Linked DNA regions of Homo sapiens: regions 2 and 3 are each linked to region 1. Evidence: chromatin contacts called from ENCODE Hi-C or POLR2A ChIA-PET data. All regions are on one chromosome and are shown on one strand. Each heading gives the region's core, a stretch centred on a gene start or an enhancer-like site at or near the end of the contact. The rest is flanking DNA. Distances are from core to core; before and after follow the strand shown.

Region 1 (4,360 bases), core at 1,261-3,760:
TGCTAGAAAATGGCTAAAATCATAGCCCCAAATTTAGGTGTCACGCTCTAACAGAGGATGCCCTACAAGTGAGATGCTGAGATGAAACCAGGCACCCTGCAGGCTGAAAGATGCAGCTCATACACAAGGAGGCTGGCAGGGCTCGTAGCCTTGTTCTAGGCACTGAGCATGCAGGGTCTGGCCAGCAGGGATAAGGAGTGCAGAGTCAACTGTGGCAGCAGCACCAAGGCTCCAGTGGGGGAGGAAGGCTGAAAGGGCCACCCCCAGCAGACATGTAGGATACCCCCACAATGCAGTGCCCCATAAATAAGCTGGTGCAGAGCTCTTGGCATGCGGTGGAGGGGGCACAAATCACCTGGAACGCTTTCCTGACTCAGCAGTTCTGGGTGCTTAACTGTATCACCACACACACACACACACACACACACGCACACACACCCCAAAGTCGAAGCTCCTCACTGGGCTCCTGGATCAAGAACAAGACTAAAGAAATCACACTTCCTCTGTTCCTCCACAAGGTGTGTGATAAAAGACCATCTGGGCTTCTACCAGAGATCAGCTTTGTAAACAGGTGACAGGTGGAGAGACAGCCTGCACCTCCTCATCACATTCTGTCATGGCTGAACTGTATCCCTCTCAAACTCCTATGGCAAAGCCCTTCCTGACCTCCACCTGAGACTGGGACTGTATTTAGAGACAGGTTCTTTTTCTTTTTCTTTTCTTTCTTTTTTTTGAGACAGAGTCTCACTCTGTTGCCCAGGCTAGAGAACAGCAGTGCCATCTTGGTTCATTGCATCCTCCACCTTCTGGGTTCAAGTGATTCTCCTGCCTCAGCCTCCTGAGTAGCTGGGATTACAGGCATGCGCCACCATACCCAGCTCGTTTTTATATTTTCAATAGAAACAGGATTTCACCATGTTGGCCAGGCTGGTCTTGAACTCCTGACCTCAAGTGATCCACCCATCTTGGCCTCCCATAGGCCAAGGGATTACAAGCATGAGCCACCATACCCGGCCGGAGACAGGATTTTTAAATAGGTAATCAAAGTAGAATGAAGCAGTTAGGGTGAGCCCTAATGCAGTCTGACTGGTGTCCTTGTAAGAAGAGGAAATCTGGGCCAGGCGTGGTGGCTCACGCCTGTAATCCCAGCACTTTGGGAGGCCGAGGCGGGCGGATCACTTAAGGTCAGGAGTTCGAGACCAGCCTGGCCAACATGGTGAAACCACATCTCTACTAAAAATACAAAAATTAGCTGGCTGTGGTGGCAGGCACCTGTAATCCCAGCTACTTTGGAGGCTGAGGCAGAAGAATCGCTTGAATCTGGGAGGTGAAGGTTGCAGTGAGCCAAGATCGTGCTACTGCACTCCAGCCTGGGCAACAAAGTGAGACTCCATCTCAAAAAAAAAAAAGAAGAAGAAGAAGAAATCTGGATACAGATACACCCAGAGGGATGATCCTGTGAGGACCCAGGGAGAAGACACCATCTCCAAGCCAGGCAGCGAGGCCTCAGAAGAACCAACCCTGCCGACACGTTGATATTGGACTTCTGGCTTCCAGAACTGTGAAACAAAACAATCTGTTGTTTAATCCACTCTGCCAGTGGTATTTTGTTATGGCAGCCCTAGCAGACTAACACAGACTCCAGGCTGAAGAGGATTTATGTGAACTAATACTAGTCAACAGGGAAGAGGAGTTGATTCAGGCAGGGGTAAAAAATCAGGATCCCGGCCAGGCACGGTGGCTCACGCCTATAATTCCAGCACTTTGTGAGGATCACTCGAGCTCAGGAATTTGAGACCTGCCTGGGCAACATAGTGAAACCCTGTCTCTATGAAAAGAAAATACAAAAATTAGCCAGGCATGGTAGCGCACACATGCCTGTAGTCTCAGCTACTTGGGAGGCTGAGGCAGGAGGATGGCCTGAGCCCAGGAGGCAGAGGTTGCAGTAAACTGAGATCATGCCATTGCACTCCAGCCTCAAAAAAAGAAGAAGGATTCTGTTGGACTCACCCAAGTTTTTATTAATTTATTTATTATTTTGGTTTTTGGTTACCCAGGCTGGAGTGCTGGAGTGCAGTGGTGCAATCTCGGCTCACTGCAACCTCCGCCACCCAGGTTCCAGAAATTCTCTTGCCTCAGTCTCCCAAGTAGCTGGGATTACAGGTGCCTGCCATCACGCCCGGCTAATTTTTGCATTTTTAGTAGAGACGGGGTTTCGCCATGTCAGCAAGGCTGGTCTCAAACTCCTGACCTCAAGTAATCCACCCACCTTGGCCTCCCAAAGTGCTGGGACTACACACGTGAGCCACCACGCCTGGCCTCTCACCAAGTTTTTAGGTAAAGAGTTCTTGCAGCCGATCTGTAAAGGGCTGGAGTAGTTCACTAGGTCTCCAAGCTCCAACCCGTGTTCTTCCCACCACACTGCAGCACTAATTCTGAAACACACCATCAGGAGGCTCTGCTTTAAACAGGAGGTGCTTGTAGCTAACTGATGAAGACTCCGGAAGCTGAACTGTGTGACACCACAGACCTCATGCTGCCCTTCCTGTTCATGGCTGCTCTGTGAAACCGTAGTGTGTCATCAGATAAAAGCAGCGAAAAAACAAAAAACAAAAAAAACTGGTTCATTTAGGACCATTATAACTTTTTTTTTTTTTTAAAGAGCTTTAATGATAAGATTTTTAAATCCAGAGTTAATTTATTTCTATTAGCCTTCACTTCCAAAATCAAAGCTGTAAATCAGGCTTGGTAGAGCACCTGGGTTCAGGGCTCAAAAGGGCACTTGATGAAAATGTTTTTCTTGGGCCGGGCGCGGCGGCTCACGCCTGTAATCCCAGCACTTTGGGAGGCCGAGGCGGATGAATCATGAGGTCAGGAGATCGAGACTATCCTGGCTAACACGGTGAAACCCCGTCTCTACTAAAAATACAAAAAAAATTAGCCGGGTGTGGTGGTGGGCGCCTGTAGTCCCAGCTACTCGGGAGGCTGAGGCAGGAGGATTGCTTGAACCCAGGAGGCGAAGCTTGCAGTGAGCCAAGACGGGGCCGCTGCACTCCAGCCTGGGCGACAGAGCAAGACTCCATCTCAAAAAAAAAAAAAAAGATAAACTATTCTCTAACACAGAAAAATTCTAAAAATGATGCTGAAACATTGAGCAAGTTTGAAAATGATACCATTAGAATCTGTCTACAGCTGGACATACCAAGACCTTCTGGGAACCAGTTTTCTTAGTTGAAAAAAGGGTTGACTGGATGAGTCTTCTCCTCCAAATCTAAGTTTTATGCATTATAACATTTAGTTACCTACCTTAAAAAAAAGAATGTTGACCCTAAGCTTTTGTGTCCTATATCATTGTTTAAATCTGTATTATAAAGAATTTTGCTAATTCAACTCTCAACTCTTTTTTGAGACAGAGTCTTCCTCTGTCCCCAAGGCTGGAGTGCAGTGGTGCAATCTTGGCTCACTGCAACCTCTGCCTCCCAGGTTCAAGCGATTCTCCTGCCTCAGCCTCCCAAGTAGCTGGGACTACAGGCATTCGCCACGATGCCTGGCTAATTTTTTTTATTTTTAATAGAGACAGGGTTTCACCATGTTGGCCAGGCTGGACTCAAACTCCTGACCTCAGGTTATCCACCTGCCTCAGCCTCCCAAAGTGCTGGGATTACAGGGGTGAGCTACTGCGCCCCGCCCAACTCTCAACTCTTACTCACTGAATTTCTGTGCATAAGTCCAAGAAATGTGACGATCACCAAAGCCTTAAAAAAATTCCTTTTTTTTTTTGAGCCAGGGTCTCACTCTGTCACCCAGGATGGAGTGCAGTGGTGCAAGAGCTCCAGGCTGAGGCTCCAGGGATCCTCCCACCTCAGGCTTCTGAGTAGCTGGACTACAGGTGTGCACCACCATGGCCAGATAATTTTTGTAGTTTTGGAGAGACAAGGTTTTGCCATGTTGCCCAAGCTGGTCTGAAACTCCTGGGCTCAAGTGATCCTTCTGCCTTCAGCCTCCCAAAGTGCTAGGATTACAGGCATGCATCACTGCACCCAGTGAAGAAAATTCTTTATTCATACCAACTCCTATCAGGGACCCTTGAATGCAGAAGTTGCAAGTTTCACAGAACCAAGTATTCCTGATGCTGATCAAGATGTGCTCCCTCCAGCACCATCCAAACCCTCCACATCCAGTAACGGCAGGAACTGATCTCAGGCCTAATGGTGCGGGCATCCACACTGGCTCTTGTGCTTGCTGACGGCCCGGGGAATTCTTGGAATGGGTGAGGCAGAGGTTCCCTTGCTCACAGCCTCCCTGGGAGGAAGCTCAGTGGCTTCCCCTCCCCGCCAGAGCAAAATCCTATCAGTGGCCT
Region 2 (4,360 bases), core at 1,301-3,800, 110 kb after region 1:
GGGTTGGAATCTCTCTGGGAAGAGGGGAGGTTATTTTGGGGTGGACATCTTTCCAGCCCTGAGGGGTGTTATCTCGGGGCTATCATCTTCCCCACTTCCCAGATGGAACGGGGTTTATCTTGGGGCTACCATGTCTCTGGTCAGGGGGGAATTTAGAATGTTTCTGGTTGAAGATATTATTTGTGATTTATGGTCATGGTGACCTTAGCCATTAGGCTGATGCCCTTTGGATTTAGGCGGTTTTTGTTTTGTTTTGTTTTGTTTTAGCCAGAGTCTTGCTCTGTCGCCCAGGATGGAGTGCAGTAGCGCTACCTCAGCTCACTGCAAGCTCCTCCTCCTGGGTTCATGCCATTCTCCTGCCTCAGCCTCTCAAGTAGCTGGGACTACAGGCGCTTACCACCATGCCCGGGTAATTTTTTGTATTTTTAGTAGAGATGGGGTTTCACCGAATTAGCCAGGATGGTCTCGATCTCCTGACCTCGTGATCTGCCCACCTCGGCCTCCCAAAGTGCTGGGATTACAGGCGTGAGCCACCGCACCTGGCCTAGGCGGTTTTTTATTAAGGTGCACTTTAGAATGAGGGGGTTGTCCAAGATGGTGATGCTCTGTCATTGTGGAACAGGGGGTTAGTTAACATCTGGTGGTGCACAAGCGGTAATTGTTTTAATATTGCTTAGGTGGAGGTGAGTGCTTGTTTAGCTGCTAGAGAAAAAGAAAAAACTTGTAACCATTAGAACAGAATTTATTCTTGAAGTGACTTAACTCTTTCCTGGAATGGCCTTAGGTCTTGTTTATAATTTTTGTATCTTATTGCCACAAAAAGTCTGTTCCATCAGTCTCATGGTCTCTATTTTAACATCAATGCTGGCCAGTTGTATCTAAACTGTAAAAGAGAGAGGGTATAATGAGGCATGTCTGACCTCACATTCCATCAGGGCTGGGAACTAAGTTTCTAAGTTTTTTTCTGGGGCCATCTTGGCCAAAAGGGGTTCCATTCAGTCAGTAGGGGCTTAGGATTTGTTTAGTTTACAGCTGTTAGAAACTATGTTAGTGTTTAAATCTTTTAGTGTTGGGGGGCAGGGGTGAATAAAATCATTTGTGTTTAGAATCTGTAGTTTAAATAGGATTTGTGCTCCGTATGCTGAGCGCCGGTCCACTGGGCCCACTTTTCTTTCTCTATACTTTGCCTCTGTGTCTCTTTTTTTTCTCAGTCTCTCATCCCACCCGATGAGAAACACCCACAGGTGTGGAGCGGCAGGCCACCCCTTCACTATTTACATAGTATTTACATTGTATTAGATGTTATAAGTAATCTAGAGATGATTTAAAGTATATGGGAGGATGTGCATAGGTTATATGCAAATATTACACCATTGTGAAAGTTGCAGAATCAAAATGGAGTCACTTGTGTCAAAACCCTGATAAATGCAGCTGGGGAAGGCCTTGAAGGAAGGGTTCTCATGCACTACGCCTCATAACAAGAATTGTCACAAAAGACCCTAACCTTGCAGAAAGGCCCAATCTTAAACACAGAAAATCCTTCTGCAAGGACATCTGTCCAGCAACTTTGGACTGATGCTACCTTTGTTATTCATTCTTTTAGCCAAAGATAATTGATTTAAAGCAATTCATATAATCTTCATTTTCCTTTTAAAAACATCTCCTTGCCTCAACCTCCCCCAAAACGCACACAGTTTACTATGGCATGCATATTCCCATTGCAATGCTACTCCCAGATAAATCTCATTTTCTTTTAGGGAGCCTCTTTTGTTACTTAGGTTTACACCATTGTATACAAGGGACTTGAGCATTCTAATTCTGGTATCCGCAGGGTCCTGGAACCATTCCCCCACGGACACTAAGGGACAACTGTACTTGTTTTTCATGACAGAAAACATGTTTAGGAGTACTAATTTTTTTTCCCCCATAGAAGATTTCCATAGAAGGGTTTTGGAGAGAGACACCACAGGAACATGCTATCAGCATGATTTCTTCCTGATGTTATCCTTGACCACCCGGTAAGGTACTGTTTGCCAGGTTTCTCCACTGTAGTCCCCAACACCATTCCAGGCTGTACTCTTTGGAATCAAGTTACTAGGCATAGCCCATAATCAAAGTGGGGGTGGGTGGGGCAGAAATCGAGCTCCCGCTATTGGAAGAAGGGGTATTTAGATATATTATTTAGAATTTTCCTGTGAGGCGGGTCCTGGGGCCAGAATGAAACGGTGGAATGGGGGCGGGGATTGGCGAGCAAAGTGACTCGACCCGGCAAACCCAGCCTGGCAGGAAAGCCCGAGGTCTGGGCGAACAGGGCCGCGCGCCCTAGGTGGTTTAACTTCGTAAGGAAAGACTCCGCAGGCCGGCTTTTCAGTGCGCAGCTTGCTCGCCTGCGGGTTACTGGGTTTTCTGACCCCTGACTCGACGTAGGGGTTATGGGGCTGTGGGTGTGCCGACCTCGTCCCCGACTGTACTGGGCGTTGGCGGCGAGTCCGCGAACACTGCGCATGCGCGAGCCGGAAGCTGCCGCCCGCGGCGGAAGGGGCGGACCCGGGAGACTGAGGACTTGGATTGCTTAAGGACACCAGGCAGGCGCGACAGCCTTCAGCCTCTCCCTCTGCAGTTTTGGCCGGTTCCTTTAACTTGCCTTCATCTGGGGCTGTTTGGTATTTCCACGTGCCTTGGGCCCGCCCACTGCAGCCTCCATCTTGGAAGCGGCCGCCGGCGCCTAGGTGAGCTAGTAGGACTTCCGGGTCGGGCCTCCAGTTGCCCGGGTAACGGGAGCAGAGTCGGCGGGGTGCGTTCCTTAGTCTTTCATTCATCAGCGTAAAAAGAACTGAGTTTAGGTCGCAGGTCCCCTCCAGGGCAGGCATTATCGTGTGCGCTGCAGTAACCTCTCATCTTGTGGAGTCCTACACTTAGCGCATGTTGCTCCGGCGCGCTGCGTAAAGCTGAGGAGCCTGAGGCCCGAGGTCCGATGCTCGCCTGGCTGGCCTATGGCTGCGGGAGCGGTGTGTGTCGGACCGTAGGACGGCCTCACGGCTAGAGTTTGAGGACTATGGGGGCGGGGACGGTGCCTGTGTCTGTGGCGGTCACCGGGCTTCACGTGGTCCTCAGCAGGGTGATGGTGGACAGCTCGCGCGAGGGCCCGGGAGTCTTGGGGACACTTCCCGGCGCGGTCTGTGGACTGAGCGCTGGGACCCGCACCGAACCAGCCGCCGTTCGCCTCTGGAGCTGGACATGCCGACTTTCGTTAGGTCAAATAATGAACCTTATACTGCGGAAGTGCGGTATTAATATTGCCTGGAGTTCTTGTCTCTTGCTCATTTCTGCCCTCGTATGTTTTAGAAGTAGATTTATTTTTTATTTTTATTTTTTTAATTTATTTTTTGTGACAGAGTCTCGCTCTGTCGCCCAGGTTGGAGTGCAGTGGCGTGATCTCGTCTAGCTGCAGCTTCCGCCTCCTGAGATCAAGCGATTCTCCTGCCTCAGCCTCCCCAGTAGCTGGTATTACAGGTGCCTGCCACCACGCCCGGCTGATTTTTGTATTTTTAGTAGAGACGGGGTTTCACCATGTTGGCCAGGCTGGTCTTGAACTCCTGACCTCAGCCCGCCTCGGGCTCCCAAAGTGCTGGTTTTACAGGCGTGAGCCACTGTACCCAGCCATTATTTTATTTTTATTTATGTATTTATTTTTTTATTTTTTTGAGACGGAGCCTCGCTCTGTCGCCCAGGCTGGAGTGCAGTAGCGCGATCTCGGCTCACTGCAACCTCCGCCTCCCAGGTTCAAGCGATTCTCCTGCCTCAGCCTCCCAAGTAGCTGGGATTACAGGCGTGTGCCACCACGCCTAGCTATTTTTTGTATTTTTAGTAGATTAAGCTGTAGTCACTAGGTCTGCAAGATAAAACTGTTTTAGAGGGACTGATATAATGGGAATTCTGTTACTGTAGGGATCATGATTTAGCTCACAGTATAAACGTTTCATGTACAAAAGCACTTGAGAGAAACAGTTTACCAAAACATACATTTGTATACTTAAAGGTACAAAGAACAGTGATTATCATATAACTGGAAAGTAAATCAAAGAAATGTTTTTTATTTTAGATTGAGCATTTCCACAGAAATTACAGTTTTGTCCTTTTTGAAAAAATAGAACTGTATTTCAGAAAAAAGAAACTACAGTTTTAGCATGCAGAAAGGAAAAGGGAGAACAAGCCGGATCAGAAGACGAAAACTCTGCGGAAGTTCTGAATCAAGAGGAGGTATGGTTTTTCTTTTAGTACCAGTAATGAAAAAAGAAATCCTTTTGTGATTGCTTGTTTGTTCATACGTAGCTTTTCTTTCTTTCTTTCTTTTTTCTGA
Region 3 (4,360 bases), core at 1,228-3,727, 81 kb before region 1:
ATCTACGTATCAACCTATGTTTTTACGTGTTTGTCTGCAGTTCTTGGTTCATAACTCCTGCCCTCCTTTGACCTGCCCCAAGGCAGGACTCTAATCTGACTACGGTTCATAAGACCCTCATTCTGGAGAGGGTCCTGTCCCACACCCTGGAGGAAGCAGTGCTGTGCAGACAGGCCAAGAAGAATCTGAACAGGCAGGCCCTGCTAGGTTTCCCCAGTCACTGTATTAAGTATTAGATCACACTCTTTTTGTCCAATCACACTTCGACACGGTTGTCCATGCTTTAGTCATACCCATCCAATGAAGTTTCCATAAAAGGCCCAAGAGGACTGGGTTTGGTGAGCTTCCAGAGAGCAGAGCACATGAAGGTTCTGTGCCCACGGAGGGCACAGGAGCTCTGCACCTCTTCCCCCATACCTTGCCCTACGCATCCCTTCATTTGTATCCTCAGTAGTAGCCTTTATAATAAACCAGTAAACGTGTTTCTGGAGTTCTGGGAGCTGCTCTGACAAATTAACTGAACCCAAAGAGGGGGTTCGTGGGAATCCCAACTTGAAGCTAGTCAGTCAGAAGTTCCAGAGGCCCAGACTTGTGACTGGTGTCTGAAGTGAAGGGTGCTCTTGGGGACTGAGCCCTCACCCTGTGGGATCTGACACTATCTCCAAGCAGATAGAGTAGGAATTGAATTGGAGGACACCCAACTGGTGTCCACTGCGGAATCAATTGCTTGCTTGCTGGTGGGGAGAACTCCCCGCATATTTGGGGTAAGAGAAGTCTTCTGTGTTGATTGTTATGTTGTTGAGTGAGGACACAGTTGTTTTTTTTTTTCCAGATATAGAACTGTGTTAGTCCTCTTGTGACTGGCTTATTTCATTCAACTTAATGTCTTCAAGGTTCATCCATGTTGAGGATCTGACATCCATGTTGTGTAGCACGTGTCAGAATTTCATTCCTCTCGAGGCTGAGTACTAACGCGCTGCACGCACAGATCTCACTTTGTTATCCGCACACCCACTGAGACACACAGGGATTGCGTCCACCTTTTGGCTGCTGTGAATAATGCTGCTATGAACATCGGTACACAAACACCTGTTCAAGTATAGCTATATTTTTTAATAATCACTTTTTCCATTGCACGAATTTTCTTTTTTTTGGACAGGGTCTCACTCTGTCACCCAGGCTGGAGTGCAGTGGCTCAATCATAGCTCACTGCAACCTCGAACTCCTGTGCTCAACTGATCCTCCTGTCTCAGCCTCCCAAGTGGCTGGGACTACAGGTGTGCACTACCACACCCAGCTAATTTTTAAATTTACTGTAGAGATGATGTCTCCCTACATTGCCCAGGCTGGTCTCGAACTCCTGGACTAAAGTGCTAGGACTACAGGCATGAGCCACCATGCCCGGCCCCCCTAATTTTCATTTAGATTATTCTTAAATTTTTGCTAACTGTATGATTTTAAACTGTTCGACAGAAGGCAATTATTTCAAGATTGAAATAAATCCCTGGTTTTTATTAAATTAGTTAATTAAGAGCAAAACAGCTCTGCTGCTTTCAATGATGAAGACTGCTTTGGTAAAAACAGAAATAGAAGACTCTAAGGGAATGCAAATATTAAACCACACAGCTTGCCCTGTTTTAAATCCACCGTGTATAATTGAAGAAGCTCTCTAGACAACATGGGCCCTCCAGGCTGCTGTAATGAAATTGAGCAGAAAAATTACAAGGAACTTCTCGGTTCAATGACATCACCCTGAAGGTTTCTGTTTCACAGCAGCCAGATGAAATCTCCTCTTTCTCAGAGTGTCTATCATTAGTTATGTTCTCTGACATTTATTTTCTACCTTTATAAAAAATTATGCAGCCAGGCATGGTGGCTCTCGCCCGTAATCCCAGCACTTTGGGAGGCCGAGGCAGGAGGATTGCTTGAGCCTAGGAGTTCCAGACCAGCCTGGGCAATGTGGCAAACCCCGTCACTACAAAAAATATAAAAATTAGCCAGGTGTGGTGGTGTGCATGTGTGGTCTCAGCTATTTGGGAAGATCATTTGAGCCTGGGGAGGTCGAGGCTATGGTGAGCTGTGATTGTGCCACTGCACTGCAGCCTGGGTGACAGTGAGATCCTGTCTTAAAAAAAAAAAAGTTTTAAAAAAAATTATGCAAATTTTGGCCGGGCACGGTGGCTCACGCCTGTAATCCCAGGACTTCGGGAGGCCAAGGCAAGTGGAGTTCAAGACCAGTCTGGCCAACATAGCAAAATCCCGTCTCTACTAAAAGAAAAAAAAAAATACAAAAATTAGCCGGGCTTGGTGGTGCGCACCTGTAATCCCAGCTACTCAGGAAGCTGAGACACAAGAATCACTTGAACCCCAGGGGCGGGGTTGCAGTGGGCTGAGATTGCACCACTGTACTCCAGCCTGGGCGACAAAGTGAGACTTCATCTCGAAAAAACTAAACAAAACAAAACAAAACCAAAAGTTAGCCAGGAGTGATAGCATGCACCTGTACTCCCAGCTACCCAGGAGGCTGAGGCACAAGAATCACTTGAGCCCAGGAGGTGGAGGTTGCAATGAGCTGAGATCGCACCACTGCACTCCAGCCTGGGTGACAGAGTGAAACTGTGTCTCAAAAAAAAAAAAAAAAAAAAGTTACACAAATTTTAATTTGCCCTTGACAAAGACTCTCTCCTTGAGCTGATTCTAGCTAGGCTCCTCTGAGCCCTCTGCTTGACAAATGATTCTGTCCACCCCCACAGCCCCAAACAACACTAGCATGGATCCCTAGGATGGGGACACCAGTCCTCTTCAAACACTTGTCCGAGAAAGCTCAAGGTTGCCAAATAATTTACTGTTTGTTCCTGCGAGACCCCTGACCTCCCTTTCTTAGAGCATTTTCTTTTAAGTTTACAATGATAAATACTTTCTCTGTCCCTTTGAGATGTGTATGTGTCTCCCACAACCTAGGAATGTGTTTCTCAAGGACCTGGGAGCCATCCCTTTGAAACAGAATCATCAAGAAAGACAGAGTCTCGATCTCCCAGCCTCTGTGGGAGGGTAGGAGCCTCATTTGGATAAGCCCCAGTTAGCAAACCCAGATGGCCTAATCACATCTATGGACTGAGCAGCCTCCCCACCTGCTCTTTTGTAATTTTCTACTTCTCCAACTCTCCTTAAACTTCCTGCTCCTTCCCCCTCCCTCCTCCCTCATCCTTTCCCAGTCATCTCCACACAAATCTAAACTGAACCCAACACTTTCCCTTACCGCAGTGGTTATTGAATCACATCTGTCTTTACCATCTTTCACTAGAGTCTGGTTTTGTTTATCTTTGGCATCTTTATGGCTGCGAGCTCCTTGAGGCAGGTGCCATTTCCTCTTTCTAAAGATTTTATTCCACTTGGTGCCCAGAAGGCGCTAACCCATGTACCAGGCAGTGTCCTCAGCAGCAGGGTACAAGGAATGAGAGCCCCTGACCTCAGGCAGTTCCCAACTTAAAAAAGAAGCACCAGATCTTCATAGGTCTCCCCCAAAGCACAGCAAACAGCACCTCCACTTCACTACCCCAAGCATTCCCACTAGCTCTTGTTACCTATCCTTCCCTCCCAAACACGATTTATAAGGAAGTAGAGTTATGACAAATGCCACCCACTAATCTGCAGAAGCCCAGAGGCTTCCCCAGGCTCCTCACCTCATCACCCCCTTTGACTTGGGGTGGCCTCTTCACCACCTCCTTCACCAGGTGCAGCAGCGTGTCAGTCTGCAGGGTGCTGAGTGCACACACCAAGTCGACAAGGGTTAGCTGGGATGCACTTGCCGTTGGGATAATCTGCCAAGAAAAAAAAAAGTTCCTTGAAAGCTTATAGAGAGAAAGTAAAAATAAGGATGACACATCCTTATTGTATTCTACAGTAGTCGTCCCTGGAGAAATCAATCTGTTTTCATCTCTTTTTTTTTTTTTTTGAAACACGGTCTCACTCTGTCACCCAGGCTGGAGTGCAGTGGTGCGATCTTGGCCACCACCACGCCCAGCTAAGTTTTGTATTTTTAGTAGAGATGAGGTTTCGCCATGTTGGCTAGGCTGGTCTCAAACTCCCGACCTCAGGTGATCTGCCCGCCTCGGTCTTCCAAAGTGCTGGGATTACAGGCATGAGCCGCCACCGCGCCCGGCCTGTTTTAATCTCTTAAACAAACATTTCCTATTGAACTAGGTAAAGGCTCCACCCAGGGGAACAACATAATTTGATACAAATTAGGAATAAAAGGTGCAGGCCATGATGGGGCTGTAATAGTGGTATGTTTGAATTTAGTAGAAAGCATTTTAGAAACAAATATACTAAATTTGAAGGAAACAAGAGATGGAATCAA

What was found. Hi-C counts contacts between places; a loop is a spot of excess contacts on that map. ChIA-PET counts read pairs that join two places held with the same protein, here RNA polymerase II (POLR2A). Pooled maps may share reads with other maps.
Region 2: a pooled map shows a loop between it and region 1 (4-fold over the local background). The contact joins the promoter of SETD4 here to the enhancer-like site in region 1. A Hi-C loop is called at or near these places in 4 of 50 pooled maps. POLR2A ChIA-PET finds 5 or more read pairs at or near these places in 6 of 52 experiments (CD4-positive, alpha-beta T cell, CD4-positive, alpha-beta memory T cell, GM12878 and 3 more).
Region 3: a pooled map shows a loop between it and region 1 (2.0-fold over the local background). The contact joins two enhancer-like sites. A Hi-C loop is called at or near these places in 1 of 168 maps with a recorded cell type or tissue (astrocyte of the cerebellum) and 5 of 50 pooled maps. POLR2A ChIA-PET finds 5 or more read pairs at or near these places in 7 of 52 experiments (B cell, BJ, GM12878 and 4 more).

What each region holds. Positions count from the first base shown.
Region 1 is chr21:36,172,166-36,176,525 of GRCh38, reverse strand. The region is part of intron 2 of DOP1B (DOP1 leucine zipper like protein B); the gene reads right to left. Among named protein-coding and RNA genes, the nearest start is that of DOP1B, 18 kb to the right of the region's middle. Within about 2 kb of position 2,510, at least 7 of the 41 ENCODE cell types and tissues checked have a DNase peak (open chromatin) inside an H3K27ac peak, as active enhancers do; they include B cell and CD4-positive, alpha-beta T cell, where a contact is called at or near this core.
Region 2 is chr21:36,058,716-36,063,075 of GRCh38, reverse strand. SETD4 (SET domain containing 4) reads left to right here and starts at 2,550. Exons shown (of 12, transcript NM_017438.5): 1 at 2,550-2,729; 2 at 4,152-4,260. The coding sequence starts at 4,188. SETD4-AS1 (SETD4 antisense RNA 1) reads right to left here and starts at 2,472. Exons shown (of 3, transcript NR_186380.1): 1 at 2,455-2,472. RefSeq lists enhancers at 2,548-2,597, 2,628-2,777.
Region 3 is chr21:36,253,233-36,257,592 of GRCh38, reverse strand. DOP1B (DOP1 leucine zipper like protein B) reads right to left here. Exons shown (of 37, transcript NM_001320714.2): 23 at 3,684-3,821. Among named protein-coding and RNA genes, the nearest start is that of MORC3, 65 kb to the left of the region's middle. RefSeq lists enhancers at 1,623-1,672, 3,443-3,542. Within about 2 kb of position 2,477, at least 3 of the 41 ENCODE cell types and tissues checked have a DNase peak (open chromatin) inside an H3K27ac peak, as active enhancers do; they include B cell, where a contact is called at or near this core.